3 separate regions of the Homo sapiens genome follow, and all the other regions are linked to region 3. The links are chromatin loops, found by intact Hi-C in ENCODE. Cell type or tissue: sigmoid colon. All regions are shown on one strand. Each heading gives the region's core, and the rest is flanking DNA. Links, peaks and the distances in the headings are about the cores only. Region 1 overlaps LOC105371357 (a long non-coding RNA gene). Region 2 has its middle 24 kb from the start of LINC01228. Region 3 has its middle 100 kb from the start of LINC01228.

Region 1 (10,801 bases), core at 3,318-8,317, 130 kb before region 3:
GGCCAGCAGCTTTTAGAAACACTGGTAGAGAATTGTAAAAATCTAGATTCCCATGTCCCACCTTCATTTCAGTTCACCAGAATTCACAGAGTAGGGGCTGGGTATCGTCATGTAGATGTTAAAATCAACTTGGGTGATTCTGATTTAGCCTCTAGACTAAGGAGCCCCAATGTAGACACTAAAAAGCACAAACTTGAGCCAGAAATCAAAGGTGTGTTGACAGCCCTTCCCTTCAATAAGCGAATAGCTCACCCATCTTCGTTGAACTACAGACAGAGTAGTGTAAACAGCCTCTAGAATTCCCACATCACTTCCTTTCTTTTCCTTTTCAATAAACAGCTGGTGAATATGACATTAATTTAACTGTAATGACTGCTTTTAATTTTCATTTTAAATCTATAGTTACTATATATTGGGTTGCTGGCTGGTGCCAACTGCCCTGGCCACATGTCTGGTTTTCATTTAGTCTGAGTTCCTTTAGGGTAGTCGTCTTCAGAGGCCTGGTTTAATGCATAACCCTAATTGCAATGTGGAATTAAGCTGCTGCTGACTGTAGCATTTTCAGTTTCAAAATCAAGAAAAGTATCTCCTACGAGGGGGAAAGAAAGGCCTGTCAGGGTTCCACTCCCTCACCAGGGCCTTATCTTTGTACATTTTTTACTTTCAACGTTTTTTTAATTGAGTGCATAATATTGCTATAAAATAGCCGTTTAGATAATGTGGTCAGCCTGCTGGCTTATGGATGTGTCTTCTCGGTTTCAAAATGTCCCCTTCTCCTCCTCCTACTCTGACATGGGCCTGGTTTCCCATTAAAAATGCTGGCAGCTTGAAAGTGAGGACGGAAATGCAGGCTGAGCTCCTTCTCCCAAGTTATGCTTGGTACTGAGTCTTTCCTGGAGCCCTCACAGTCTTGGAGGGAAGTGAAGTTGTCAGCTGATAATCATTTCCAACAATTGTTGGCCAGAGAGCCACTAAGTAAAGGATTAAATGTCATATTTTCATATTAAATATATAAGAAAAAAAGAAGGATTTTCTCCAAGATGGTAAATACCTTTCAGTGAACCAAGATAGGGACATGAGGTTGAAAATTTGCCCATGTTCTATTCTAGTTCATGGAAAAATATGGATAAAAGGAGGTCCCCGATGGAGGTTGAGCAGTGGATGGAAAGGCAGCTAAGCTGGACATGGTTATGTGGGGTGGGGAGGGGAAAGACAAACCAGAGGCCGTCTCCACGCCCAGCCCTCTGCGGGATGCCTAATCCTCACTGCATAAATATTTGCTGAATGAAAGTCAGTTGTTAACATAGATATGTTGATTTTCTTTCCAAATAGTTTCTGTTGGCTCCCTCTTTGATTTGTTTTTTCTTGCACAGATTCAACGTGCTATTGAGTAGTTGCTGTCCTGGGTTTTGGGGGCCATGGGAGCCCTGCAGACAGCACATGAACCAGGCAGCCCTGTCCACACCCCTCGTGGGCCTCCCAGTGTGGCGATAAAGAAGGAAGAGGCTGGGCACGGTGGCTCATACCTGTAATTCCAGCACTTTGGGAGGCCGAAGACGGTGGATCACGAGGTCAGAGATTCGAGACCAGCCTGGCCAGCATGGTGAAACCCTGTCTGTACTAAGAATACAAAAAATTAGCCAGGTGTCGTGGCGCATACCTGTAACCCCAGCTACTCGGGAGGCTGAAGCAGGAGAATTGCTTGAACCCAGGAGGCGGAGGTTACAGTGAATCAAAATTGCGCCACTACACTCCAGCCTGGGTAACAAAGTGAGACTCAAAATAAATAAATAAATAAATAAAAAGGAGGAGGAAAGCATTCAATGAGCAGTACATGTCATGAGTGGTTTTGTAAGGAGTGAGTGATGCTGTGGGCACCAGCATGTGTCTGATCCAGACTGAAGGGGACAGAAAGGCTGACATTTACTCAGAAGTCTTTGAATCTGAGAACCCTAGGGTGGGTGAGACTTGATCTTTGATCAGGGACCCTTTGTTTCTCACTGGAGCTACACAAGCAGCCACCCAACTGCTCAATTTGCCAGTCAAGGGTGATTCTCCCTACTCTGTGGCCATCATTGCTTTACATTAAGTCCACCCCTGGTTGCTCCACCTGACAGACTTCTTTGTCAGGCTGTGCTGTGCCCCTGGGATATTAGGGATGCACACTGGCCATCAGGGTCACGTATTACAACTCCATCGCTCCCGGGCACCCTACGGCTCCTATTTTCCCAGGACTTTCTGCTCCTTCCAAGTTCCCCCAGTGCCTCCCTGAATGCCCTTGCATGAAGACTTCTCCTCCTAGTCTTCCCAGCTCCTCCTTGGCCTCCCTGTTCCTCCCTCTCCAATAATTTCCAATATTATGACTCCATCCTATTGCACCATCCTCTTTTCTTCAATTCCTTCTTGTCATTCTTCCCCAATACTCTCCCCAGGACACCCATCCCTTCTAGTTCTCTTAGCTGCTCCCATTTGCCTTAGCCCCCCATGACTTCTCAGAGACTGTCAATGTTACATAATTGCTCATTGAAAATAAAAGTGTTATGTTCACATAAAAATGAGTAAACTATAAAGCAAAGTATGAATTAAGGTTATTTTTGTTTTTGTTGTATTACATTGATGAATGCCAGAAACCAACTTGAGCCTTTTAGGCAAAACAAAGTAAATTTATTTGAAGGATCAGGGTTACCTCCTGATACCCAAAGAAGGCTTAAGTTTGGACTTCATATTTTAGGCAATGGGAAAATCACCCAAGATTTATAAGCAGAATGGTGTGATCAGATGTGGGCTTAGAAAGACCATCTGGGCCGGGCGCGGTGGCTCACGCCTGTAATCCCAGCACTTTGGGAGGCTGAGGCGGGTGGATCATGAGGTCAGGAGATCGAGACCATCCTGGCTAACAAGGTGAAACCCCGTCTCTACTAAAAATACAAAAAATTAGCCGGGCGCGGTGGCGGGCGCCTGTAGTCCCAGCTACTCGGGAGGCTGAGGCAGGAGAATGACATGAACCCGGGAAGCGGAGCTTGCAGTGAGCCGAGATTGCGCCACTGCAGTCCGCAGTCCGGCCTGGGCGACAGAGCGAGACTCCGTCTCAAAAAAAAAAAAAACAAAAAAAACAAAAAAACAAAAAACAGAAAGACCATCTGGCTCCATTGTGAGCCTGGGTTAGGAGGCACCAGATAACAGGAAGGAGGGAGTCAGGAGCCTCTTGTCCAAGTGACAGAGTGATGGGGACTTGAGCTATGGAATTTACATTGGCACCAGGGGCAGGTGGATGCAAGAGAGACTGAAGAAGTCTTCGATGAGACATGAAAGGAGGGGTAAGAAGTTAGTCAGGAGGACACCATGGATTCTGGCTTGGACCACAAGGTGGAGGATGGATCATGGATGGAAATAGCAGGTTTTTAGAGAAAACTGATGAGTATTATATTGTTTGACACACAATGAGCTTGCAAGGCCTAGGAACTAGAGAGGAAAGAATCCTTCAAGTCACTGGCATCTTATAATAAGGATGTCACTTGTCAGGGAGGATTGTCCTTATGAAGTCAAACTCAAAACTCCTTTGTTAACCTCGTGTGTCCAGCCATGTGGTACCTGCCATGAAGAACACCAAAGACGAAAGGGCCTAGCCCCTGCCAAAACCATCAGAAGTGGTTGACCAACACAGATTTGACTTGGCATCCTGCTTGGGGACATGAGTTGGAGGTTGATGTAAGATCATCATATGGGGAACTCCCTTCTGGTGCAATTGAGATCACTGAAGATGACCTTGAGTCTATGACAGTTTCTTTTCATGTAGACCCATGGAAGAAATGTCTCTCTGACCTCAATATCCGGAAATTCTGTGCTTTTCCTAGTTTGATATATCTTATGAGCAATGCAAACTTTGTAACTGAAGATGTATGCTTGCCTTGAAAGCTAGCTACCTCTGAGTCACATTTGCACTCCACTTCTAGAATTTGCACAGGATGATAGAATTCACAGTTTCTATGCTAATATTACCCTGATCTTATTTCTCTACTCTTATTTTCTCATTCGAACCAATTCCTTCTTTTTATTTTTTGTGTGTTTATTTTTCAAAACCATCTCAAGTCCACCAGGCAATAAAAGAAACAAGGGAGAGAGGAAGGAACTTTCTTTTCTGTTAAGAAGAACTAGTTTAGTCTACAAGCAAATTTAGTGTAAGTGAAATAATTTGAAAAAATACAAAGCAACTTAAAGTGGGACAGTGTAATCAGAGTTGAAAGAAAGGAGAAATTGTGGGGGGAATGCTGAGCTTTTTTAAAAGTAGGGTTTTCATTGGGGGATGACTCTAAATAGTTGAGTTTTTTTTTTAAAAAGAAAGCAGAGCAGGAGCAAGTCTTTTGAGTTTCTCCAAATCCTGGACATCTGACACCGAGCCAATGCTTATATTAGCTAAAAAGGCTTGGCCCCTGTTCAGTCTGATCAAAAATGAATTAAGTGGATGCTTATAAACGGGGTTTAAAAGAGGACACACACACCACACACACAGACACACACACATCCCACGAGTAAAAATAATAATTATAGGCTTTTAATAGATGCTAATTTAGTGATAACAACTTTACATAGTTAGAGTTGTTTATGCCAAGATCTAACAGTAGCTGACTTGGGTTTTTACCCATGAACCACGAAGCCAAGTGGCATGTTCACTTGCTATCTCATGGCGCTCCACTCCTCCACGTCCACCACACCCATCTAACAACTCCAACCAGTTGCTTTGCTGTTGGCTTGATGCAGGCTTGGCTCAGGTGAACCCCCGTTGCTGGGACCTGACCTGCATTGCTAAGCGTCACCTCCCAGTCTTTCACTATTCACCGGGTTGTGTTTTTTACTTGTCTGCGAAGGGAACATTAAACACCTATGATGAACATTCAGTTAGTTGGGGTCCAGATTTTCCTTTTCTCATTTCCTTCCCTCTGCTAAAACCTTAGCCCATTTTATTTCCAGATAGGTGAAAAAAAATTATCTCTGGAAAGGACCTATTAGAAATAGTTAGGACAAAGGAGGAAGTAAAATTCCAGTCAATGATCCTACTAGAAACTTGAGCAAGGGAAACAGCACTCTGTGCACTGGGCAGCCCCTTGCTTCACCTAAGCTAGAATTGTCCACAACCTATGATTGTGCAGATACAGAGACACACTATTTGAAGGCTTGGGTTTTAGTTCAATGGATCTGTGTCCCAAATCCAGCTTCCTTATTTTCTAATTATGTGACATAAGGCAAGCTCACTTCAAGCTTCTGAGTTCAGTATCCTCGTTTGTAAAAGAATGAGAATGTTTTTAATAACTGCATTGTCGTATTATTATGAAGATTTGATGTCATGGTGAATACAATTAAAGTTCTATGACAGTGCCTGTTACATGGAAGCTCCTCAATTAATCACAGCAAATATTTCTCTATGATGCACCAGATACTCTGCTCAGCAACTTCCGTGGGATGTTTGTTTTATTATTACTTTTATTAGAATCTCCCCCGAGTGAGCTCTAAGAGGAATATCCCAAGGCAACAGTAACTGCTCAATAAATATATGTTAAATGAACGACCAGTTTTATTTAATGCTCAAAAGAACTCCAATAAATTTAGTACTATAAGTATCCTCATTTGTCTGTTGGGGAAACTGACGCACAGATAGTCAAATAACTTGTGCAATACTGTGCATGGCTGGACAACGTCAGCATAAGGATTTAAATGAAGGCCTCCTGGAGCCTCCAGCCTTACCCACTGCAATCTACCAGCTCTGTAAATATTTTTATGGCAGAAGAAGCAATCCCGATGGCCTTCTCCAGTCTTCCTTCCTACTCTGCCAAATGTTGGCGTTCACACTATCCCTGGGGGAAGCCCTTCTCCAGGCCTAGCCATCAATAAGACAGTGCCTGGATTTAGAGCCTGTGGGTGTATGCTGGGGACATAAAACAGCACACGCTACATGAAGTCCTAGGAACGATTCGTTTGACACCAAAGCCATGCAGGGGAGGAAGCTGTGAGCCTATTGGCGGGCCCCGGCTTGCTTCTGCGAGTTGTTTGTGAGACAGTGTCTGGCCTCCATCCATGACATGTTCACCGGAGGCTCTACGCCAAGACTGGAAAGGGGGAAAAAAAAAAAAAAAGCCTCTTCCTGACACTGTGGTCTTGCACCCTTTGGGCTTTGCAAGAGGCTGAGTAGAATGAAGTGCTGAAAAATGCAGGCCGGAGATGGTGAGGGCAGAGGCAGGAAAGAAAGAAAATAAAACAGAGATGGTTTGGGGCTTGTGATCCCCCTGCTGCTACTTTCCCTCTATGCTCAGATCCCTGGCAATCTTTGCTGTTGTTGTTCTCTTTTTCTTTTTCTCTTTCTTGCCTTCTCTCTCCAGCTTTATTTCATTCTTTCTTGCCTATTTTTTACTTTTCGTCTTTCTTTTTCCCTTTCTTGCCTTCATTTTCTTTCTCTTTAAAAATTTTTTTTTCTCTTTTGCTATCTCTCCCCTTCTTTGCTTGTCTCTTTTTGTCTTTCTCTCTGTGTCTCTTTCTCTGTCTCTTTTTCGCCATGTTTCCTTCCCGCTTTTTAAATTTTTTTTTCCCCTTGAAAAATTCAGAACTTTTCTCAAAGTCCTTGCAGTCTAGGGGGACAATTAGAAAAAGAAGAAGACAACTACCGAGAGACTGAGGCCCCCTGTAACAGTGCAGGTTCCAGCAAGAAGCAGCTGTTTGATGATTCTGTCCTGCACAATTGGCTGGAGTCCTCACCTGAGCTTTGCTGTTTATTCTTTGTAAGAGATTGAACATTTAACATGCTTAGACTTACACTTTCCTTTATGTCTTTTCGTGATCCCTTTTCCTTTTGGTACCTGCATTCTAGGTTCATGAAAACGAAGTGAGACCAATTCCTTCACCATCATTCTCTTCCCAAACATAGCAGACATTAGGTGTAACTCATTCAGTTTTATGTCCTGGCCAACCAGTTCTACTCTGAGAGGGAGGCACAAGAATATGGGAGGAAAGTATCCCTGAATACACCATCCATTCACTCACATATTCCCTCCACAAATACGGATTGAGCTCATACTCTCTTCCAGGCATTATTCTAGAAACGGGAGATACAGCAGTGAACAAGGCACAGAAACCCTTGCTCTCAGAGCTTCCGCTGCTCTTACAAAAGAAGCTAAATCTGCATGTGATGGCGAGAGACATATTGGACAGCTGAAAAAGCAGCCTCTTATCTCACTGAGGTTCAAATAGCGAAGGACAATGAGGCTTTCGGTCTGGTGTGCTGGAGAAATGTAGTTTGCTATAATTCAGGGTGGTTGCCTCTAGGTTTGCAAAAAGAGCATTGTCTCGGTTCTCCCCATCTGCAGCCAAACTGTTTTCTGTCTTTTAGCAGGGTCCTGTGTTCTCTTAGTAGCATTAGGAAATGATGCTCCCTAATCAGACAACTGACACTGACTAAGGTCAGCTGAGTTCTTAGCTCCAGGTGACATGCCTGGAATGCACGTTCCCTTTTTTTTTGGGACAGAGTCTCACTCTGTCACCCAGGCTGGAGTGCAGTGGCACCATCTCAGCTCGCAGTAACCTCTACCTCCCAGGTTCAAGTGATTCTCCTGCCTCAACCTCCCGAGTAGCTGGGATTACAGGTGCCCACGACCATGCCTAGCTAATTTTTATATTTTTAATAGACACGGAGGTTTCACCATGTTGGCCAGGCTAGTCTTGAACACCTGACCTCAGGTGATCCACCAGCCTTGGCCTCCCAAAGTGCTGGGATTACCGGCATGAGCCACCGTGCCCAGCCCCTTCCCAGCTCTTATAGTCACCATATGAAAGTGACACTTTAGTTCATTTTACAGATGAAGAAACTGATGACGCTCACAGTTGGAGCCCTTCTCACTGCATTCTCACATTCAGAAGCTTCTAGGGAATGCCCAGTCTTGCTTCATTTTTCTCAAAAAAAAAACCTTGGCTGTCCTGTGACATTCCAGAAATAGCAAGACCTCATATTTTTAAAAGCCAATACATTTTAAAACTTGAATTTATGTTGGAAATACTTGAGGTTCTTGAAAATATATGAAAACCCGGTGCCCTGTTTCCTAGACCTGGAATAGGACCCTGAGTCTGATACAGAGATCTTACTTTGAGACAAGCTGGTATGCAGCCTCATTTGCTCCCCAACTTCACAAGGTACAATTGACAAAGATTGTATATAGTTGGGCTGGGCACAGTGGCTCACTCCTGTAAGCCCAGCACTTTGGGATGCCAAGGCAGGCAGACTGTGTGAGCCCAGGAGTTCTAGACCAGCGTGGGCAAGATGGCAAAACCCTGCGTATAAAAAAAAATTTAAAAATTAGCCTTGGGTGGTGGCACATGCCTGTACTCTCAGCTACTCAGGAGGCTGAGGTGGGAGGATCACTTCAGCCTGGGAAGCTGAGGCTTCAGTGAGTCACGACTGTGCCACTACACTCCAGCCTGGCTGACAAAGTGAAAACCTGTCTCAAAAAAAGTATATAGTTAAGGAGTACAATGTGATGTTTTGATATACCTATATATTAGAAAATGATTATCACAATCAGGGTGAAGCTAATTAACCTATCACCTCACACAGTTACCTCTTTTGGTGTGGTGATGACATTTAAGATCTATTCCCTTAGCAAATTTCAACTCTACAGTACAATATTACTGACAGTTGTAGGAGGTCAGGTCCCTGCATGGCCTTGACTGCCCCAGCTCTCCCTCCTTCTGCTTGCAGTTCACAAAATAACTGTAGAATGTATCGAGAAAATGCAACCTCCTGAGATGTTAAGGAAGTGTCCAGAACAATCCGGTCTTTCTACCTTCCTTTGAGAACAGGGGATTCTGCAATGCTTGAACACAGCAAGCCAAGTGGTACACAGGGTGTAGAACCTGGAGTGAAATGCTTTCAGGGTCCCTCAGCTGCAGTGGGCCCAAGCAGACTAGAGTCCATCTGTCCTGGGCTGCTTTCTTGAACCTTGAGGGAGTGGCTCGCCATTGAGCCTAGGCTCCCGTTTATCTTTCCTGCCTATGTGCTATACCTTTGCTTTTCCTGACTTCTTGTGCAAGTGTTCTGTCTCACCAGACCAGACCTAAGAAGAACTTTTGCAGCCATCGTTACCATGCTGTGCATTAGATCTTCAGGACATATTAATCCTGCCTTGCAAAAACTTTGTTTTCTCATTTTACCCATCCTCAGATCCTGGCAATCACCATTCTATTCTCTGCTTCTATGAGTTCAATTTTCAAAGATTTCACATATAAGTGAGATCATGCAGTATTTATTGTTCTGTGCCTGGCCTATTTCATTTAGCATAATAGCCGGTGAATTGATCCACATTGTTGCAAATGGCAGGTTTTTCTTCTTTTTAATTCCATTGTAGATATATACAAAACATTTTCTTTATCCATTTATCCATTGATAAATGACACTTAGACTGACTTCATATCTTGCCCATTGTGAAGAGGACAGCCTCCACAACAAAGAATTATCTGGCCCTGAATCTCAACAGTGCTGAGGTTGAGAAACTCTGGTTTGTATCAAGGGGAAATCTCTCCAATTTAGGTGTTAGAGAAATATCTCTGGCAATGCTGTGATAGACTGAGAGAGAGTGAGACTGAAGGCTGAGAGGCAAGTGGTAGAAGCCAACTGTGAATATCTGGCAGATCTTTCCTTGATTGAATTAACACAGTTCTGATATTTAAGGCCTTCGTGCAAAGGCGCTGTTTGGATATCAGGGTCTTTTTCATGGAGAAAAAACAGCATTTAGGATAATGATGGTCTGTATTAGTATCTAGAGCCAAGTTACACATCTATCTTTTTGTCAGTTGTTTATTGAATACCTGCACTGTGTTGGGACCCGAAGACACCATGAGAAACAGCTATGGCCTACCTTCATTGAGCTTACAGTCTAGCCTGGTAGGTCAGGGTGATTTTTCCAGTATAGGATCTGTCAGAGCAAATGCATTTGGAGGTACAAGTGATCCACTGAGAAGTGCTGAAATAGCCTGAATTAAAGCTTGAATCTGGGCTGCCAAAAAGAGCCTTTGGCTCAGCACCACATTATTCTAATACTTGGGGTGAATAACGCACCATATCAAAGAGCCCTATCCAATTTAAGAACCATCTTATACTATTGTGCAACCCAGTTATAACTATAAGGTCTCCCAGTAGGATAAAAAGATAGGTAGGTTACCAAGTCTTGATTATATCAAAAGAAGGTAAGACATTGCAGTGGCTGGTAAATTTTTCCTTTGGGGAAAAAACACACACTGGAGCCTGTCAGAGGGCTGGGGAGGGGGAGAGCATCAGGATAAATAGCTGATGGATGCAAGGCTTAATTCCAAGGTGATGGCTTGATAGCTGCAGCAAACCATCATGGCACACATTTACCTATGTAACAAACCTGCATATCCTGCACATGTATTCTGGAACTTAAAATTAAAAAAAAAAACAAGCAAATAAATAAAGTGTTGTCAGCATTCATCAAAAAAAGGCAGGAAAAATAACGACTGTTTCTTATGTACCTACTATGAGTCAAGTACTGAGCTAGTTACTTCACATATAATATCGAATGTAATACCACATAACTAGTACTTACATGTGGCAGATGTCTATTTAATGTTTACACCAGTCCTGTGTGATAGCTGCTACTAGTGGACCATTTTACAAATCAGGACTCTTAAGGAATGTCGTGAAAGAGGTATAAAAAAGAGCTGGGTCCTAGCACTTTGGGAGGCCAAGGCAGGTGGATCACCTGAGGTCAGGAGTTCAAGACCAGCGTGCCCAACATGAAGAAAC
Region 2 (10,801 bases), core at 3,883-8,882, 80 kb after region 3:
AGCCTCTCAGCTGAAATTGGGTTAAGCATACCGAACTCAGAGATGGGGAGGCTGGTGTACACTGCACTTGGGGACCTCCTCTTTCAGCTTTAGGGCCCCCCTCTGTCTCTGTATGGGGGAGCTTCTTCCTTCTGCCTTCTCCCTTCCTTCTGGTCTATTAAACTCTCCACTCTTTAAAACCACTCCATGTGTATCTGTGTTGTTTTATCTAAACCAGCATGAGGACCAAGAACCCTGGTGTTCCTCCACTCATCAGAGCCAAATCAGTATCAACAGCTGAATTGACCACGCGGAAGAAAGGGTATCAGAGTTTGAAGACCACCTTATTGAAATAAGACATACAGACAAGCATAAAGCAAAATGAATGAAAAGGAATGAAGAAAGCCTCTGAGAAATATGTGACTTCATTAAAAGACTGAACCTACGATTAGCTGGAGTACCAGCAGGAGATGAGGAGAATGGAAACAAGCTGGAAAACACTCTTCAAGATATTATCCAGGAGAACTTCCATAATCTAGCAAGACAGGTCAACATGCAAATTCAAGAAATACACAGAACAAGATTAAGATACTCCACTAGAAAATCCACCCCAAGACACACATCATCAGATTCCCCAAGGTCAAAATTAAGGAAAAACTGTTAAGGGCAGCCAGAGAGAAAGGCCAGGTTACCTACAAAGGGAAGACCATCAGACTAAGAGAAGACCTCTCAGCAGAAACTCTAGGAGCCAGAAGCGACTGGGGTCCAATATTCAACATTGTTAAATAAAAGAATTTTCAACCCAGAATTTCATACCCAGCCAAACTAAGCTTCATAGGCAAAGGGGAAATCAAATCCTTTCCAAACAAGCAAATGCTGAGGGATTTCATTACCACCAGGCCTGCCCTTCAAGAACTCCTGAAAGAATCACTAAATTTGGAAAGAGAAAACTGGTACCGGCCACTGCAAAAACACACCAAAATTTAAAGACCAATGACACTGTGAAGAAACTGCATCAATTAGTGTGCAGAATAACCAATAGCATCATGATGACAGGATCAAATTCACACATAATAATACTAACCTTAAATGTAAATGAGTTAAATGCCCCAATTAAAAGACACAGACTAGCAAATTGAATAAAGAGTCAAGACCTATTGGTGTGCTGTATTCAGGAGACCCATTTTACATGCAAAGACACACACAGGCTCAAAATAAAATAAAGGGATGGAGGAAAACATGGAAAGCAAAAAAAAAAAAAAAAAAAAAAAAAAAAAAAAAAAAAGAAAGGCATAGGTTGCAATCCTAGTCTCTGACAAAATAGACTTTAAACCAACAAAGATCAGAAAAGACAAAGAAGGTCATTATATAATGGTAAAGGGAACAATTCAACAAGAAGCGCTAACTATTCTAAACATACATGCACCCAATACAGGAGCACCCAGATTCATAAAATAAGTTCTTAGAGACCTACAAAGAGACTTAGGCTCTCACACAATAATAGTGAGAGACTTTAACATCTCACTGTCAGTATTAGACAGATTAATGACACAGAAAATTAACAAGGCTATCCAGTATTTTAACTCAGCTCTGGATCAAGTGGACCTAGTAGATGTCTACAGAACTCTCTACCCCAAATCAACAGAATATACATTATTCTCAGTGCCACATGGCACTTATTCTAAAATAGGCCACATAATTAGAAGTGAAACAGTCCTCAGCAGATGCAAAAGAACGGAAAAAATAAAAACAGTCTCTCAGACCACAGTGCAATCAAATTAGAACTCGGGATTAAGAAACTCACTCAAAAGCGCACAATGTCATGGAAATTGAGCGACCTGCTCCTGAATGACTCCTAGTTAAATAGTGAAATTAAGGCAGAAATCAAGAAGTTCTTTGAAATCAATGAAAACAAAGAGACAGCATTTCTGGGACAGAGTCTCTGGTAGATGGCTAAAGCAGTGTCAAGAGGGAAATTTATAGCACTAACTGCCCACATCAGAAAGCTAGAAAGATCTCAAATAGACACTCTAACATCACAATTAAAAGAGCTAGAGAGCTGAGAGCAAACTAATCCAAAACCTAGCAGAAGACAAGAAATAACTAAGATCAGAGAAGAATTGAAGGAGACAAAGACATGGAAAACCCTCCAAAAAAATCAATGAATCCAGGAACTGGTTTTTTGGAAAAACTAATAAAATAGTCAGAATGTTAGCAGGACTAATAAAGAAGAGAGAAGAATCAAACAGACGCAATAAAAAGTGATAAAGGGTATATTACCACTAACCCCACAGAAATGCAAACTACCATCAGAGAATACTGTAAACACCACTATACAAATAAACTAGAGAATCTAGAAGAAATGGATAAATACCTGGATGCATACACTGTACCAAGACTAAACCAGGAAGAAGTCAAATCCCTGAATAGACCAATAAAAAGCTCTGAAATTGAAGTAGTAATTAATAGCCTACCAACCAAAAAAAAGCCCGGGACCAGATGGATTCACAACTGAATTCTACCAGAAATACAAAGAGAAGCTGATACCATTCCTTCTGAAACTATTCCAAATAATTGAAAAGGAGGGAATCCTCCCTAACTGATTTTATGAAGCCAGCCTCATCCTGATACCAAAACCAGGAGGAGACACAACAGAAAAAGAAAACTTTAGGCCAATATCCCTGATGAATAACAATGTGAAAATCCTCTATAAAATACTGGCAAACCAAATCCAGCAGCACATCAAAAAGCTCATTCACCATGATCAAGTCAACTTCATCCCTGGGATGCAAGGCTCGTTCAACATACGCAAATCAATAAACGTAATCCAGCACATAAACAGAACCAAAGACAAAAACCACATGATTATCTCAATACATGCAGAAAGGGCCTTTGATAAAATTCAACATCCCTTCATGTTAAAAACTCTTGATAAACTAGGTATTGATGGAACATATCTCAAAATAATAAAAGCTATTTATGACAAACACATAGCCAATATCATATTGAATGGGCAAAAGCTGGAAGCATTCCCTTTGAAAACCAGTACAAGGCAAGGATCCCCTCTCTCATTACTCCTATTCAACATAGTATTGGGGGTTCTGGCCAGTACAATGAGGCAAGAGAAAGAAATAAAGCGTATTCAAATAGGAAGAGAGGAAGTTAAGTTGTCTCTGTTTGCAGATGACATGATTTTATGTTTAGAAAACCCCATCATCTCAGCCCAAAAACTTCTTGGACTGATAAGCAACTTCAGCAAAGTCTCAGGATACAAAATCAGTGTGCAAAAATCACAAGCATTCCTTTACACCAACAATAGGCAAGCAGAGAGCCAAATCATGAATGAGCTCCCATTCACAATTGCTACAAAGAGAATAAAATACCTAGGAATACAGCTAAGAATGAATGTGAAGAACCTCTTCAAGGAGAACTACAAACCACCACCCAAGGAAATAAGAGAGGACACAAACAAATGGAGAAACATTCCATCCTAATGTATAGATAGAATCAGTGTTGTGAAAATGGCCATACTGCCCAAAGTAAAGATTCAATGCTGTTTCTATCAAACTACCATTGACATTCTTCACAGAATTAGAATAAACTATTTTAAATTTCATATGGAATCAAAGAAGACCCCGTATAGCCAAGAGAATCCTAAGCAAAAACGACAAAGCTGGAGGCATCATGCTACCTGACTTCTAACTATACCACAAGGCTACAGTAACCAAAACAGCATGGCACTGGTACCAAAACAGACATATAGACCAATGGAGCAGAACAGAGACCTCAGAAATAGCAACACACATCTACAACCATCTGATCTTTCACAAACCTGACAAAAATAAGCAATGGGGAAAGGATCTCTTATTAAGTAAATGGTGCTGGAAAACTGGCTAGCCATATGCAGAAAACTGAAACTGGACCCCTTCCTTATGCCTTGCATAAAAATTAAGATGAATTAAAGACTTAAATGTAAAACCCAAAACCATAAAAATGCTAGAACAAACCTAGGCAATACCATTCAGGACATAGGCATGGGCAAAGACTTCATGACAAAAATGCCAAAAGCAATTGCAAAAAAAAAAAAAGCAAAAAAATGACAAATGGGATCTAATTAAACTAAAAACCTTCTGCACAGCAAAAGAAACTGTCATCAGAGTGAAACAGGCAACCTACAAAATGGGAGAAAATTTTTGCCATCTACCCATCTGAGAAAGGTCTAACACCCAGAATTTACAAGTAACTTCAACATTATTTCCAAGAAAATAACAACCCCATCAAAAAGTGGGTAAAGGATATGAACAGACACTTCTCCAAAGAAGACATTTATGTGGCCAACAAACATGTGAAAAAAAACTCAACATCACTCATCATAGGAGAAATGCAAATCAAAACTACAATGAGATACCATCTCAAGCCAGTCAGAATGGTAATTATTAAAAAGTCAGGAAACAATAGATGCTGGTGAGGCTGTGGAGAAAGAGGAATGCTTTTACACTGTTGGTGGAAATGAAAATTAGTTTAACCATTGTGGAAGACAGTAAGGTGATTTCTCAAGGATATAGAAGCAGAAATACCATTTGACCCAAAACCAAAGGAATATAAATCAACTACTATAAAGACACATGTACACATATGATTATTGCAGCACTATTTACAACAGCAAAGACATGGAACCAACCCAAGTGCCTATCAATGATAGACTAGATAAAGAAAATGTGGTACATGTACACCATGGAATACTATGCAGCCATAAAATGGAATGAGATCATGTTCTTTGCAGGGACGTGGGTGAAACTGAAAACCATCATCCTTAGCAAACTAACATATGGAAAGAAAACCAAATACCACATGTTCTCATTCATAAGTGGGAGTTGAACAATGAGAACATGGAAACAGACAGGGATACAACACACACCGGAGCTTGTTGGGAGGTAGGGGATGAGGGGAGGGAACTTAGAGGACAGGTCAATAGGTGCAGCAAACCACCATGGCACATGGATAACTATGTAACAAACCTGCATGTTCTGCACATGTATCCCTTTTCTTTTTAGAAGAAATAAAACAAAAATCCACAAACTAAGATAAATATAATTTTTATATTATATCCAAATATACAAGTCGTTCTGACATATTAATAAATAAAAGACACACTAAACAATGGGAGGAGGAAGAGGGAGTAGTTCAATGACAAATGAAATTCAAAGAATAGAAAACCCAAACATTGGATAAAAATATTCCCACCATTTTCCTTGTTGTCTTACAATGCCTTCTAGGACTTAACACCAAACACTGAGGTCTGTCTCTAGACTCGCTGCTGTTTCTGTGGTCTACTGCTGGTCTCTGCGACTTCATCACAATGTTTTGATACTCTAAACCTGTGCTGTCTGGTGATGGGTCACCACATGGGTCACAATGACATGTAGCTATTTAAGTTCAATTAAAGTAAAAATTAACTTCCTCAGTCAGTCTAGCTATATTTCAAGTGCTCAGTAGCCACATGTGACCCAAGGCTACCATATTAGAGTAGCATAGCTAGAGACCATCTCCATGATTGTAGAAAGCTCTGTTGGACAGCACTGCTTAAATGTATAAGTCTTAGTATCATTATAATAGAGCAAGTCTCCTTTCTTTCTTTCTCCTCTTTAAAATTGCTTGGGCTCTTTACTTTTCCAAGTAAATTTTAGAATAAGTAATCAGGGAAATGTAAATTAAAACAACAATAATATTCCACTCTATGGCAAGAAAAATGAATGCATTACATGCATCCAAATAGAGAGACCTGAACATAATGTAAATGCGTGAGAAGAGCAAGTCGCAAAGTGTGTGTGTGTGTGTGTGTGTGTGTGTGTGTAGGTGTGTAGGTGTGTAGGTGTAATGCCATGAAATAATTTAGATGAAACTTAAAAACACACCAAATAGCCATTCTATTTATTTTTCATGGATCATAATAACAGTTAATAAATATTAAGCATTTATTTTTTTCCAGGCTCTGCTCCAGACACTTTAAATGTATCAACATTTGATGATTGCACATACAGTTGATTTACTATCCCCTTTTTTATTTGACTGAGACAGAGCAAAGTTAAGCAACTTCTTCCAGGTTACTCAGCTAGTTGTTACAGAGTTGGAGCTGAGAGCCAGGCTGGCTTCCAAGTCTGTGCTCATAAACACGGTGCCATCCTGGATTCAGACCAAACGACACCAAACATGGAAAGGGATGTTTCTAGACGTGGAGAAAATAAAATAGAAATGGTCTTTGGGGCTTTACCTTCTATATAATATATTTTAGAGAGAGAAAGAGAAGAGGATCAGGGAGAGAGAGAAAGAATGGGATATCCAGCTACTCGGGAGGCTGAGGCAGGAGAATGGCGTGAACCCAGGAGGCGGAGCTTGCAGTGAGCCGAGATCGCGCCACTGCACTCCAGCCTGAGTGACACAGTGAGACTCCGTGTCAAAAAAAAAAAAAGAAAAAAAAAAAAAAAGAATGGTACATCCACAGAAAAGACAGGGGAAAATGTTAACATCGGTCAGATCAGATTGGCCAGTATATGGGGGTCTATCACTTTTTGTTTGAGTAAAACATAAAATACTTTTTAAATTAACAAGTTAAAAAACAAAGGTTATATTAATGGGTGGCATAAGGCTTCCCAGACTTGCTTTTGATCTGTAGTTTGCTAACTAGACTTCTATGTTGCCAAGCGTCACCACTCTCGCTTTGCAGAGTGAGATGTGGAAGTTGAAGGGTTTTTGAGGGGCAGCTGAGAGGGACACAGAACCAGGTGAAAGGAGAGACTGCAGACGAGGTGGTTGGGGTACACCAAAGGGAGGAAGCAGCAGCTGTAGGAGGAGTGGGGTCAAGGATGTTTACAAGAGACTTCCAGAAACCCTGTGGGGTTTGATGTAACCCCCTCTTCCGTTTCCCCAGGAAAGCTTCAGTCAAAGCTACACCACTTTCCATTTCTTCAGCTGTCAGATACGGTTTTCTTTTGGCACGTGGAGAAAAGTTGAGACTTGCCTCAGAGGGACCATGGCCTGGACAGCTGACCAAGTGGGTGCAGTCGTGCTCAGGGTCTATATCCACATAAAGTGACTCTTCTGGGTACCTAGCAGGCCTCTAATGTGGCATCACTGCATCCCACGGAGGTCTCTTCTCACCCGAGGCTTTCTGTCATCTGATGAGCTAGGTGCTCAGGTTTCATGCCCATGTCACTGCGCTCCAGTGGCTGCCAGGTAGCCTCTCCGCCCCAGCATCACCACAGAGAGGCTCTTTGGCTGTCGCCCTGATGCCCGCTCACGTGTGGGGCTTCTTGCACAATTGCTGTCCTGGGAGCAGACAAGTGGGAGTGGCAAGGTGGGGCCCACACGGGCAGGTCTGGGGCAGCTCAACCGTGTGAATGGCAGACAGCCGCCAGGCCTCCAGGAGCTGGGGAGCTGGGCTGCTGCAGGACCAGCGGGAAGGTGGGAAGGCAGGATAAGTTGGTGGTGAAAGGGCCTTTGGAGGGAGGTCCACACTGCATCCTCTGCCTACTGTGAGCAAAGGACCCAGCCCCAGCCTGCTGATTTATGGCTTCTCTTCTGTGAGCTCATCAGTGATTTTGGAGCAGGTTCATAAGAAGCAAATGCCTTGTAAAGGCACAGTCTAGCTCTGGCTCTGCCACAGCCTCTCCTGGGAGCGAAAGGAGGTTTCCCATTCCTGGGGCGTGGTTGGCCTGCACTCCCCTGCACACCAACAGCAGGCCTCACGCCACTTTGCAGAAGCCGGAGACAGAGCTGTGTGGCTGGGCTTCAACATGTGCCAACACGCTATTTACAAGGCGAGAAGCTCTGGAGGAAAATGATAAAATGTTGTTTTTTAGGATATTTTGCAATTACATTAAGCCCTGTGAGCCTCAGTGAAGAATGCAGCACTGTGAAAGCTTCCAGACCTTACCAGACAGGGATTTGGGGCCAGCTGAGAGGTGATACCACCTGTCATCATTTGTTCTTTCTTCTGCCTGGGCTACCTGCTCCCGGACACCTCTGTACCCTAGCTCGAAGCTTTGTCTCATATTTCAGGATCCGCGCAATAGGCAGGATCAGCTAACCTATAGAACACAGCCTCTGGGTTAGACGAAACTCAGTGAGGACTTGTCTTAGTTCAGGTCCTTGGTCCTTACATTTTCTGAGCTTCAATCTATTCATCAGAATGGAAGCCCTCCCTGCTTTGACGAGTTTCTAAAACTGGAAATAAGAGTATTTTCATGTAATTAGCCTTCCTCATTAAATCTGTTAAGGACAATCAAGGACATTAGTTAATTTCCAGTTCTTATAGTAGTCCACATATTGTAGAGTCAACCATGAATTGTTCCTATCAGTTTGTTTTATTTAGTTATGATTAATGAAATTATCGTAGATAGGCACATGTGTTTTTAAAGTCACTTCTATCTCAAAAAATAAATATATAAAGAAAGAGATGAACTACACACACACACACACACACACACACACACACACACACACATCAAGTAGTACTGTGGGAAAATAAATAGGCTCTAGACAGACTGACCTGGGTCCTACTAGTCTTTCTAACATATCTTGACTTTGTGATCTTGGGCAAGTTGATTAACCTCTCTGAATCTGCTTTTGTTTATTCTGGAGACAGTATGCACAGTGATTAAGGGCTTTGACTCTGGAAGCAGATGATCTAGGTCTGAATCTCAGATCCATTACACACTCACTTATTTGTACCTCCGTTTTCCTGGTTGTAAAATGGAAGTGAGACTAGTACTTATCCCACAGAGATGCTGTGAGGACCAAATGAGCAAATGAAAACTCACATGATATAAAGGGCTTAAATGGTTGCCTAACACATAGTTATTAAATGACTGCAACATGGGAATAATAATGGAATCTACTTTAGAGGGTTGCGGTGAGGATGAGATGAGACAATGCACGTGAAGTACACAGCTCAGAGCCTGACACCCAGGTGCTGGTTACAACGGGAGCTGTTGCGGCTGTTATTTTTCCTTCAGGGAAGGAAGCAGAGAAGTTGGACTATGCACAGGTCACACTGCACACTCCTGTGGTGTACTGAGATCCATTCACAATTCTACATCACCAGGATCTAGGGATATAGGGGGGAGGGTGGACACAGAAGCGTGGGAGGAGAGGTGCTAGTGTCCCGGGAGAAGGGTCCAGAGAAGGCCAGGCTCTGACAGAGAGAGAAGCTGCAGAGGCCACAGACAGCAGCTACCTGGGAGGCTGTGCTTATGCTGCACCCAGTGCAGGACCATTTTGCTGATCTCCCTCCTGCTGCCAAATGTTCCAACCAGAGCTCTTTGATCCACTGCCAGGCCTCGGGCAATGGAGCCAAGGTGTGTCTGGATTCATGCAAGGCCCTCGGGTGAGGGACTGTCGATCCCGACAGCCATGCCAGCGCAGGGCCAAGAAAGAATGTCCTGGAAGGGTGGGGATGGGTTGGGCTTTCTGAACCCTCCCACCTCAGGAAGGCAAAAGACACAGATCACAGGCAGCAAGGGGCTGCCATTTCTGATGCTTATACCCTCCACGGTGGCTACAGGAGCCCGCACCAGCAGTGGGAGGAGCAACATTCCAGAAGCTGGTAATGATGCACCTGGGTGGGTCCCCATGACCAGCAAGTGCAAAGCTCCCATTGACAGGATGAGAAAGCAAAGGCCAGAAGAGGTCAGGGAATTTTCCCAAAGTCCACGTTAAGGGAGGGTAGACCTTTCAGTCACTTCATAGTTTCATTTCTCAACCTTGGCACTGCTGCTATTTGGGGCTACATAATTATTCGTGGTGGGGTCCGTCTCATGCATTGTAGGATATTGAGCAGCACCCCTGGCCTCGACCCACTAGATGCCAAAAACACTTGGCAAACAAAAATGGGGTGACAAACAAAAATGTCTCCATGCATGGCCCAGTGTCTCCTGGGTGCAAACTCAGGCCTCAGCTGAAAACAAGCCTCTTGGTGAATTGAATGCTACAGAAACATTAATTGAGGTCCAACTGCATCCCAGGGGTCTAGGCTAGCCACGCACATGCATTATCCTGTTTAACACTGACAACTATCTAGGGAATAAAATTTCTATTTTCATTTCTATCTATGCAGCTTCTCTCTGCACCGATGCAGAAACTGTGCCTGCCAGATAGTAATGATCCAGCCGAGGGCACCAGGCTACAATTTGCAGAACTGGACTGAAGAATGGCTGACATAGCCAGCTGCAGTGGCTCATGCTTGTAATCCCAACAGTTTAGGAGGCCAAAGCAGGAGGATCACTTGAAGTCATGAGTTCAAGACCAGCCTGAGCAACATGGCAAGACCCCATCTCTATAAAAAATACAATAATTAGCAGGGCATGGTCGCACATGTCTGTAGTCCCAGCTGCTTGGTAGGCTGAGGCGGATGGATCATTTCAGCCCAGGAGGCAAGACTGCAGTGAGCCATGAGTATGCCACTGCACTCCAGCCTGGGTGACAAAAGAAAAAAAAAATAGAATGGATGATATAAACTTTATTGTTTACTGTGGGGTTGCGGTGGGGGGAGGCGTTAGTTCGTTCTTCTTTCTCTCAATACCTTTACAAAGTCTCTGTTTCAAAAGAGAGCGCAGATTATGCCTGCTACCCCAAGTCCTGAGTCAGAATTCAAAGGCAAATATGGTAGGGTGATGAGGCAGAAAGGACTTAGGCAGCAGGAGAGCTGTGATTGGTGGAAGGGGCAGGCAGGAAGAGTTTGGGTTTGGAGACACTGGTTGCTGAGTCAGAACTCCAGCTCTGTCATTGCCTGTGTGACTTTGGGCAAGTTACATGTGATTGTTGG
Region 3 (10,801 bases), core at 3,630-8,629:
CATAACCAGGCTTTTCTGCAACAGTGGGGCCTCTTGGTTGAGTGGTCTGTTTTGTTTGCAGCAGTATTTATTTACTGAAATGCTTTCTGGAGAAGGACCCCCTTGGTGAGGGTGACAAAGATGTAAGCACTATAGGGAATTACATCTGCAGCAAGGATTGAGCGATAGATAAAAAGCCTATGTCTTAAGCTGTTAGAGGTTAACGCTAGATCAATTAAGGTGATTGTTTCTTAGATTGCATTGGATAAATGTACACACACAAAGGGGGACATGAGCACAGCCAGAAAGGAAGAACAAAGAGAAATTAACTGATGTTAGGCTCGAAATCAAACTGGAAAATGATTTTGTGTTCTTTTGAAATGCCGTATTATCTTAATAAAAAGCTTCTTTCCCAAGTGAAGCATCTAAGGCCTTTTTTCACTTGAGTGTAAGAAACCTTAGAACAAATAAAGAGGTTTATCAAGGACTGGATAATAGTGGGTGTCATGTAATTTTGCAATAATGTGGCTTTTGGAATGTGTGTCCTTTTTTTGAGAAATGATATCGTGTTTTATAAATGATAATAATCATCACTTGTAGAGTTTCTGCTATGTGCCAGTTGCCACTCCAGGAAAATTACGAGGAATGTACTAACTTCCTAATAACTCTGGCATGTAGATTTGACTTTCTCCCCACTTTACAGATGAGGAAACTGAGCATCAGAGACCTTGCTCAGGCTTATACCATTATCCATGGCAGAACAAAGATTGGAAATCTGGCTTTCGCTCTTTGACTTCAACTCCTCCATACTTTCCCCTGTGGTTCACTCTTGCTTGCAGAGCATGAGAAATTAAGTCATGGGCATTTAGACATATTACCTGGTTTTAACATTGCCCACTTTAAAGGAAGCAAGTTAGAGCAGATTGCACCTTGATCCCTTGTCCAAACAGGTTAAGAGATATTGCTGGGCATGTGAAGTTTGCAAAGGTGCTCCTTTGAGAGGTGCTGACCTCATGATTATAGTTCCCTAATTATAAGCTTTTTGCAAGAGGGAAAGTGTTTGGAGGGGTCTGAGTCTTATAATTGATGTTTGTGAATGCACGCCTCAACCCAGCATCTCTCCTCGTTGCAGACAACCCAGTGTTGGGTGCACATGATCTTCCTCCACCAGACTTAGGGGTTGATATCCAGCCAGGCAGTACCTACAGTGATGATAGGTGAGGGCCACCATGGGTCAAAACTAAGCCCATGCTACTTGCAGGAAGATTTGGAAAATGCTCACCTCGCTTCTTTTGATAATTAAGTCCCGCATTCATGAGGAATCCAATGTTTGCAGCCAGATTGAGCTGCCTGGTGAGATTCTGCTTGTTCTTAGAAGTCTTCTCTGTCTGACTTACTTTCTAGATCAGGCACAGATGTCTGGCTCCAAAATGTAGCCTGATTCATTCATCCATTCATTCGTTCATTCATTTATTCATCATTCATCTTAATCCCCACTTCCCTCCAAAATTCAAGTTTCAGTCCCAGAGTGTCTGACATGCCTCTGGGGTATAAGGCTTTTATAGAAGTCATGTCTTCTTTGTCTTTTTTATTTTGAGCATTGTGTATAAAGCTTTGGAAATAAAAGACCCTCCATGCCTGCTCTGTAAAAGACAAAAAAAAAACGTTAACAGAGAGACTCATCATGGTCCAGAACATTCTTCCACCTCACAGAGGCTGTGAGGCCACATGGGATAAAGTAGGTGAAGCACATGGCCTTTCTATGAAGGTGAAATGGCGACCAGGGACTTTCCTGAGATTCGTGGGCTCATGGTGGCAATAATGTAGCTGCTGTGAAGTTTCACGTCTGTGTTTTAGATACAGTAGAAATTTAACAAATATCCATTAAAAAGCATAATTATTCATTAAATTAGTGGCTGCATAAGCATCTCTTGAATAAATAAACAGCCACAGAGTGAATGAATACTGTAAATAACTATTTGTCAAATAAGTGCGTGGATATCTACTCACCGAATGACTTTAGACACAACTTGGCTCTGTTAAGCTTCCCACAGTTCTAGGAATTCAAGCTGAACTGATACAGTGGACAACTTTGAATCTAAACTTGTCAATGCATTGTGTTCGAACTGTCTGAATATCTAAACTCCCCAAGTACACAGTTGATGGAATTGACTACACAGAAATCTGTTCTCAAAATTCCAAAAACTTCCCCATAATTCTAGTTTCTGTGTCTAAAGATAAACCTCCCACTCATTTTTGCTATTCATTTTCTCATTTTTGAATGACCAGAAAAATGGTATCCTGGGTGGTAGGCATACTGTGTGTGCTCAAGGAATGAATGGGGCTTCATAAACATCTATTCCAAGAGCTATCAGTATTCATAAAGGAAACTCAATACATGACAAATGTGATTAGAAACGACTGTCCAATAATGACAAACAAGTTCTAATAAAAACAGACACAATCTTAACAATTACTTGAAATGCAGGTATTTATCAAACAGGGCAAGATTTTAAATGACCATATTGCATTAAAGAAATCGAACTGATGGAATTTTAAATATGCAGCTTGGCCATTTCACTTTGTTCACGCCTTCCCCCTCACCAGGCTCCTTGCAGAGAAATGGGGTGGGAGTGAATTTAAACAAAGAGCGTTCTAATGTGCCCTGAATTATTCACATTTTTTACCAATGTTATCTCCAGAGTTCAACTCTGTAGAAAAATGAGACCACAGTCTAGAGGAGAGTGGGGCAGATGACGGCCTCTCAGACTCCAATTGTGAGAAACAATGGAGAGACACACACACAGCTGAATACACTCTGCGTGGGTGGGAGGTGCGACTGGGCCCCTTGGTAACGGTCCTCAAAGGGATTACTAATGGAAACGTCCAGATAGATGGATCTATGGAAAAATATCTAACTGGGCAGGACATCGATGATTAGAAATCCTTCTCTTTCTCTCACTACCAATGCACTCATTGTCTTTCTCTATTTTGGGGACTTTAAACAAATCCTATGACTCTAGCCACAAGGCACCAGAATATCGAATGAAAAGCCCACCAGTTATTAACTTCCTGTAGAAGTGAAAATCGTATTTTTCAAACAACATCACTAATAACAATAATAATAACCTTGATAATTATCAGGACATTTATTCTTTTCTTTTGTCTCCATGATTTTAGTTAATTAATATAAAAATTCTTAAAAAGTTCTAGAAAAATTAAATGAATTGTTATCATCTAACATTTAGTAATTGCTGTCCATATGCCAGGTCTTGAGCTAAATATTGCACAGGTTTTATGGGGCCTGAAGATCAAATGTTTTGAGGACTCTTTTCAGGAAAAATAACACAAAAATTAGGTATGAAAGTAAATATTTATTGAGACTGAGAAGACTATAAATTTTATCAAGCTTTAAATACTACAAACGTTAAATGTTTCCAGAGTCTTGGAAAGAGCCTATGCAAGAGAAAGGCCTCAAAGCTTAAGCTTCATTGGCTTCAGTGAGGTGACCCTGCTTCTCACATTATCTGGAATTATATTACCTAACCCTCTTCACAATCCTACAAATTGGGTGCAACAATTTTTGTCATCCTACAGAGTAAGAGGCTATGGCTCAAACAGGTTACATCACAGACCTCACATTACAAAGCCAGGATTTGAACTGAGCCTTAAGACCAAAGATGACACAAACACACACACACACACACAATCCCTCACAGTGAATCTGCATCTAAATGACTCCTCTAAATGAAAAGATAAACATCTCATACCTATGAGTCAGAGTAGGAGTTTCTGGACTTGGGTACACGGGGTCAATATCCTAACAGTTATCAGCTTCAATTAAGATTGAAGAAGGAAGGAAAGGAGATGGGGAATAAAGAAAGAAGGGAAGAAGGAAGCGTGGAAAATCATGCCAACTCCCATTTTTTGACTATTAGCCTGTGCTTGGTCATGATGTCATAAAGCGAGTCACTGAAGAGAGACCTTTCTCGACTTAAAGGGAGGACCACATGGTAAGACGTCTCAGTGGTTGAGGACTAGCTATTGTTTCTATATTCTCCATGAGAGCAAGGTGAGCTTCAGGAATGAAGAAAGCTTCATCTTGTTCAACATTACTGCTCCAGCATGATTTATATTCTTTCTAAATCTTCATTGAAAAAAATGATTATTTAACTGAATGCATGAATGTGTGCATCCTCCAGTGGTTTTGCCCTTTATATTTGTGACATGAAGAATAATTGCTATAGAGTTAAGGATGGGCAGGCAAGGCCTTTTTTTTTTAAATTTTCCAGAGACAAACAGAATGCGCTTGTTCAGTTGCTGCATGGGTGAGGTTGGAGGGTAAAGAGGACCCAGGCAACAAAGATTCTGAGTGAATAAAAGACACCTTGTTATCCACTGTCTTTGATCTGCATGTCAGTTTCAAACCAGTCTGTGGTCATCCAGGTGGCAGCAAACAGCTACCTGGGAATGTCAGTGCACAGATTATCTCAGGTGTGGACATACTTTTTCAAGGGGATGTGGGGAGGATAGATGAGTGAGGCCAAGGTCAGTAGACAAGCTGCCCAGCCAGCTGGATGCTTTGTGTGAGCTTCCTGTTTACTCTGGAGCCCTGTGTCCAGTCATTGTCCTTCCCTACTGGGTGGACTTCCCATCTCCATGCACAAGAATTTGGAAAAAGAGAAAAATCAGAAACACAATTGTCCAAGCCAGGGTGGCTGGAAGCAGCATGGAGGTTTAGAAAGGGCACAGGCCTGGAGATCAGAGAGCGCTAGTGTGAGTTCCAAGGTGGGGCCTTGGGACTCTCATTTCAGCTCTGTAAGCTGTTATTGACTCATCCACCAGATGAAAATGATATAAACATATATATCACAAAATGGTTATGATGGCTGAATGAAAAATACATGCAAAGTGTATAGCACAACGATTGGTTCTTAGTAAGCATTAAAAAAACGTCATAGATACTACTAGTAGTATTACTAGGAGGGTAGTGGTGGTCATCATCATGGGAAGAAAAGGAGGAGAAGTTGCAGGCTGGTGGTGATGGTAGTTACCATATTAGCAGTAGTAATATCAAGAGGAAGAATTGCGGTAGGGTGGTGTTGATGGTAGTTGTAGTAGTAGGATCAGTAGGAGTTAAAATAGGATGGTGGTAGTGGTAGTTGTTGTAATACTGGTAATCATAGTAGCTGTAATACTATGCTGGTGTTAGGTATAGTAATGACAGTAGTAGGGGGAGAAGTTATTCCAAGATGATGTGGGTAGGTGTAGGAGGAGATGGAAGATGAGTCGGGTCGGGGTGGTAGTTGTAGTATTAGTATTAGAGGTAGTAAGAGGAGGAGGAGGAGTTGTAATCAGGTGGTATTGATGGCAGTTATTACAGCACAAGAAAAATAAGCTGGATTTTTAATAGAGTGGCAGTGGTGGCAGTTGCAGTAGAAAGAAGAAGAGAGAAGGAGGAAGAGGGGCATTAGTAGAGTGACAATGGTAGTAGGTGTAGTGTTCATAGGGGTGGAAATAAAAATAGTAAGTTTTAGAAATGGTAATAGTAGGCCAGGCTCAGTGGCTCATGCCTGTAGCCCTAGCATACAGGAAGGCCAAGTGGATGGATGATGGCTTGAGCCCAGGAATTGGAGACCAGCCTGGGCAAGATGGCGAAACCCTGCCTCTACTAAAAATATAAAACTCAGCTGGGCATGATGACACTACCTGTGGTCGCAGCTACTCTAGGGGCTGAGGTGGGAGAATCACTTGAGCTTGGGAGGTTGAGGCTGCAGTGGGCCCTGATCGTGCCACTGCAAGCCAGCCTAGGCAATAGGGTGAGACACTGTCTCAAAAAAATAAATTAAATAAATAAATAAATAAATGGTAATAGTATCATAAACTAATAGTAACAATAATGAAAATAGCCATAATAATATAGATAAGGATAGTAAGAATAGGTTTGCTACATGTGTGTCTCTTCTTCAGTCCATGCTGTCAAGATTCCCAGGATGGATTGAGTAGTGATTACTGCATGCCGGTTAGTTTTGAAAAATTTCTAACGTTATGAAATTACTAACACACACCCACACGCACACACACACACACACACACACACACACACACGCAGACAAGCTTGCCCTACAAAAATTAAATGATTTTAGATCTTCTAGGAGATGATCCTGGAGTCTACCACATGGGGAGCAGTGAGTTTTCTGAAGGATACACACAGGACACACACCTGAGTGTTGATGAATGCCCTGGTCTATTCATTAGCCTTGGCAGTAGTGAAAAGCTTAATCAAAGGGAAAGAAAGGAGGGATTGGCATCGATTTTGTGCCTACCCAGTACCATACCAGACATTGCCACTTGCCTCATTTACTCCTCTGCAGAACACCAAGAGAGAAGACGTTTATTCATGAAACAAAGGCTCAGGGAAGTGTGGAAACCTGGCCAAGCTCACACAGCTGGTACAAGGAGAATGGGATTCCAATGCAGGGTGATCCTCTTACCAGGGGCCTGCCCAGATTCCTGCAGCCCTCATTTCTCCCTCTTCTGAGGTCTGTGTTGGGTTACTGAGCACAGAAATCTTAGTACTTAAGGTTTTCTTACTAATTCATGAGTATTAATTTGTCCTCAGCTAGACTATAAACGTCTCAAGAGGAACCAGAGAATTATCTTTGTATAATACATGATACCCTTTAAAAAACAAAGAACTTTGTTGCTTAACTATGATGTGTTGGCAGTTGCCCTGAAGACGAAGTTATTTGTATAAATAACCAGAGGAAAATTGAACCAGTGCCTGGACATATTTTTTCTTGAAAGAAAACAGACATTGGTGTAAAATAGAGGTGGATTTAGATCCAGCCCCAACCCTTATTTTTTGAGAAATAAGAATAGCAAATTACATTGCTCCCCTGAGTCTAAGTGTCCACATCTCTAAAGCAGCCACATTTCTCTTCAGATGATTGGAAATAATCCAGTGATACATACAACTTGATGTCTGACAATTGACAAACCTAAGAGTAGCTATAGGCAGAGGAGGCACTGGAGCCCTGACTCAGCCATTTACTAGCTATATGAGCTTGGGTATGCTGTTAGTCACTCATTGCCTCAGTTTTTTAATCTGTAAAATGGAGTGATAAGAATAGGAGTTCATAGAATAAAACCTTTTTGAGTGAATACACATTTAGAGTATTCAGATATGTCTGACACACAATGATCAATAACTTCTAGGAAATAACATCAGTTATTTTTCATAATGATATAAGATGCAATGAGCACATGAGACAGAAAAATGTGCTTTACAGAAGAAGAGAAGTTGAGATGGGCCTTGAAACACAGGCTGCTTTCTGAATGGCTAGGAGGTTCCACACATTCCAGGCAAAGGAAACGGTATAGGCATGGCAGTGGGGAAGGATGTGGCCTTCCTAGAGGATTGGGAACAGATTTATGGATAATATCTCTTGTCCACATTATACCTCTGGGATGCTGGGATGAGAAGGGTGAAGCAGAAGTTGGAGGCGGCTTTCCTGAAGCATCTGGGATGACCAACCTCAAATTCTGACATTGGCAACATTCATACATTTATATTCGACTTACCCTCCATGGATTTTACTCTGCACACTGTGTACTGATTTGTCACTTTTTTAGGGTAAGATTATGTCTCTGAGTAAGCTGATTAGTGTTAGACTGATTGTTTTAAAATAACTCGAGCGGCATCTGAATTTATTTACATACATGATATTGCCTTCTATAAACACAGCTGTATGCAGAAAGAAAATTCAACGGTATTTTAGGAAGTTAAGCCAACAGTTTAGCTGTAATAAAGGCAGCTTTCTCATTCTGGTTTCTCTTTATTTTTTCTTTCTGGACTAAGTTTTTCTGCAAGGATTGAGCCTAAATGCTTCTGCCCAGAAAAGTCTCAGGGAGTGGGAGAGTTGACATTCTGCTGGCCACGGGGAACAGCCATCAGGAGGAGGCAGAGTGCGTCTTTTAGGGAGGTGACCTCTCCTGGCACCAATTCCAGGAAGCGAGGCCATGCTGGCTTTCAAGCAAATGTGGAAACAGTCATGAGTCTTAGGACCCTTTCATATTCTGTGCAGGGCAAGGCTTTTCTGATTTCGTTGGTTCCATGTGTATTTAGAGAACAACATTCTGTGTTGCCAGGCTCTGTGTTGGGCTCTGGAGATTCAGTGATAAAAAAGGAAGATGCAGACCCTGCCCTCATGAACCTTACACTCTATGGGTAGAGTCAGGTGATCGGTAAGAGGTATGAAAATGACTATGTAAATGCCATTATGATGAAGGCAATCACGTATTAGGTTGATGCAAAATTAATTGTGGTTTTTGCAATTAAAAACATAATTGCAAAAATCTTACTTTTGCATCAACCTCATACAAGGACATGCAATGGGCCACTTGATGGCAGGAAAGCAAGTGATAAGAGAACACTCCTCTGAAGAAGTGGCATTTACACTGAGAACTATGGGATGAAAATGGATTGACTAGGTGAAGAGGCAAGGAAAGAGTGTTAGCTTGAAGGGACGAACTTGGTGCATTCAAAGGAGGAGAAAGAGGACAGTGGGGCTGAGTAGAAGAGAGTGAGGTGAGGATGCAGAGGAAGTCAGAAGCCAGACCAATTAAGCAGGTGCGGGCTGTGCTGTGCATTTTCACTTTATCCTCTGAACAATGAGAATCCATCAATGGGTTTAAGCCATGGAGTGACATGGTCAGATTTGTGTTTCAAAATGACCAGAAGAGAATGGATTTGTAGGAGACATGAAAAGGGATGTGGCACATCCATCAAATGGCTACTGCAGAGGTGTAGGCAAGAGGGGAGGGTGACTAAGACAAGGGCAGGGGCAGTAGAGACAGAAATGGGCAGTCAGATTGAGACAGAAGTTGGGGATTTGATCAATGCAGCTCACGTTTGACTGCACGTGAGGAAAAGGAAATAACAGGTCCAATTAACATTTTTGTTTGTTTGTTTTTGACCTGAGTAACATTAGTGGTAGTGATACCACTCAAGGAAATGGGAGAAGATAGGAGAGAAGCAGGCTAGAGTTAGAATGTAAAAATTATGAGCATTCTTTGGCTTATGTAAAATGTATGATGATTATAAACTTCTAACAGGAGATGGGGGAAGACAGAGATGTATAGGTCTGAACATCCAAGACGGACTTTGGCTGGATATTTTGCTGGAAAGAGAGAAAGTAAGTATGCAAAACCATGAGAGTGGATGAGATTATGGAGAAAAACAGGACGAGGGTAGCAGCAGAAGCTTATGAAGATGTGAGTTCCTTGAAATCATCTCTGCTAATTCAAGACATTGCAGGCAGTTCGAAGTTCTGTCTGGGGAACAGGTGTCTGAAACAAGTTTTGTATATAATAGGATGGGACTCAGAAAAGTAAGCTGTGCACACAGACAATGCACCAATTCCAACAGGAGGATTTACACCATTTGTCCTCCTGATGTGTCACGATGCAGGGAAATGTCAGCTGTACATCCACAGAGGATTTATGTCAGCACTCCATCGCGGCCAGTTTTTGAAGCCCATCGCAGGAGGGATTTATTAGGCCCTGGCGCTAGATCACTTTTTCTTAGGATTTTGACTGCAACACATTCTTCTTTTGATTATTTAAGCTCTCGTTATTTTTTAGCCCATTGCCACAAAGTCTTCTGAGTAAAATGGAAGAGCTTCCTAGTGCCCAATAAGAGAAAGAAAATACAAGAAGGAAAATGTTGGTAAGAGATTAATTTTGCTCTAAAAACGCCTCCATGTGGACATTATCTTAGTGGAATTGCTTACAAAAATGTATTAGCTAACATCAAGAGGCAGTTTAGTGGAAGCCGGAATGGTCCCCGATCCCAGCTCTGTCACTTACTAGCTGTGTTTCCTGGCACAACTCACTTAACTTCTCTGTGCCTTCTAATCACATCTTTATATTAACATTCCTAATACATAGAAGCATTTCCTTAATGTTCACTCTCATCATTTTTATATCAGTTATAGGAGCCCAGGGCTGCGAAGGAAATCTCTATTTTGTCCATGATCATTTACTGATTAATTCAGTGGCTCCAGGCAACCAAGTATCTTGAACCATATTTTCCTAGAACAGAAAGAGTTTATTTTATTCAAAGCCCCCACAGAGACCATAAAATTGCTGCTCTAAAATATGAGAGAAAAAACCCCTTATGTGCAAAGGTATTTATCACAGCATCGTTTATGTTACAGAAAAAGCGTAAACAAATTAAATTTCCAATAACTAAAAAATGGTTAAATAAAATTTGGCCCATTAACTTGATGAACTATTAAACAATTAAAGTTACTTTATGTGCATGTGAATTAGTATATGTACAAATGTACTTTATGTATGCCAACATGTTATTTTTGCTAAAAAATAATTGTAACTGGGCATGAGAGAGAAACACTAAATGTACATTGTTTATTTCTGTAATTATTGAATGTTATTGAGTAGTGGGATTTATTTTTTTCTTTATATAAAGAAGAAACATATAAAACATATAAATACATAAAGAAGATCATTCTAAAAATACAACTTGTTTTTGACACAGAACTTGTAATTTTAGAATCATCTTTATTGAGGTAAAATACATATATGTAATAATAGAATATATACATATTTATAATAGAATTCATAAATTCTGAGAGTGTAATTCATGAGTCTTCATAAATGTATCCAGTCATATAGCCATCTCCACAATGGGCATTTCCACTCCCCCGTGTAACCATCTCCATAATAAGGCATTTCCACTACCCTGTGTCCTCTTTTTCTCCCTCATGCTTTTTGCGTTTATTCCCTCCTCCCATCTCAG

The links. Peaks named below come from ENCODE experiments on the same cell type or tissue, not always from the same donor. Only the 100,000 strongest peaks of a DNase experiment are listed, where the experiment ranks them.
Region 1: it touches region 3 in a loop (7-fold over the local background); 1 of 110 quality-filtered maps calls a loop at or near these places.
Region 2: it touches region 3 in a loop (5-fold over the local background); 1 of 110 quality-filtered maps calls a loop at or near these places.

Annotation. Positions count from the first base shown.
Region 1 is chr16:80,053,621-80,064,421 of GRCh38, reverse strand. All of the region lies in intron 1 of LOC105371357 (a long non-coding RNA gene), which reads right to left. Among named protein-coding and RNA genes, the nearest start is that of LINC01228, 230 kb to the right of the region's middle. In sigmoid colon, for the core only: no CTCF peak of the experiment used is centred there; a DNase peak (open chromatin) is centred at 6,021; H3K27ac peaks cover 776 bases.
Region 2 is chr16:79,845,841-79,856,641 of GRCh38, reverse strand. No RefSeq gene overlaps it. Among named protein-coding and RNA genes, the nearest start is that of LINC01228, 24 kb to the right of the region's middle. In sigmoid colon, for the core only: no CTCF peak of the experiment used is centred there; DNase peaks (open chromatin) are centred at 6,141, 7,311 and 7,661.
Region 3 is chr16:79,925,695-79,936,495 of GRCh38, reverse strand. No RefSeq gene overlaps it. Among named protein-coding and RNA genes, the nearest start is that of LINC01228, 100 kb to the right of the region's middle. In sigmoid colon, for the core only: no CTCF peak of the experiment used is centred there; a DNase peak (open chromatin) is centred at 6,435; H3K27ac peaks cover 973 bases.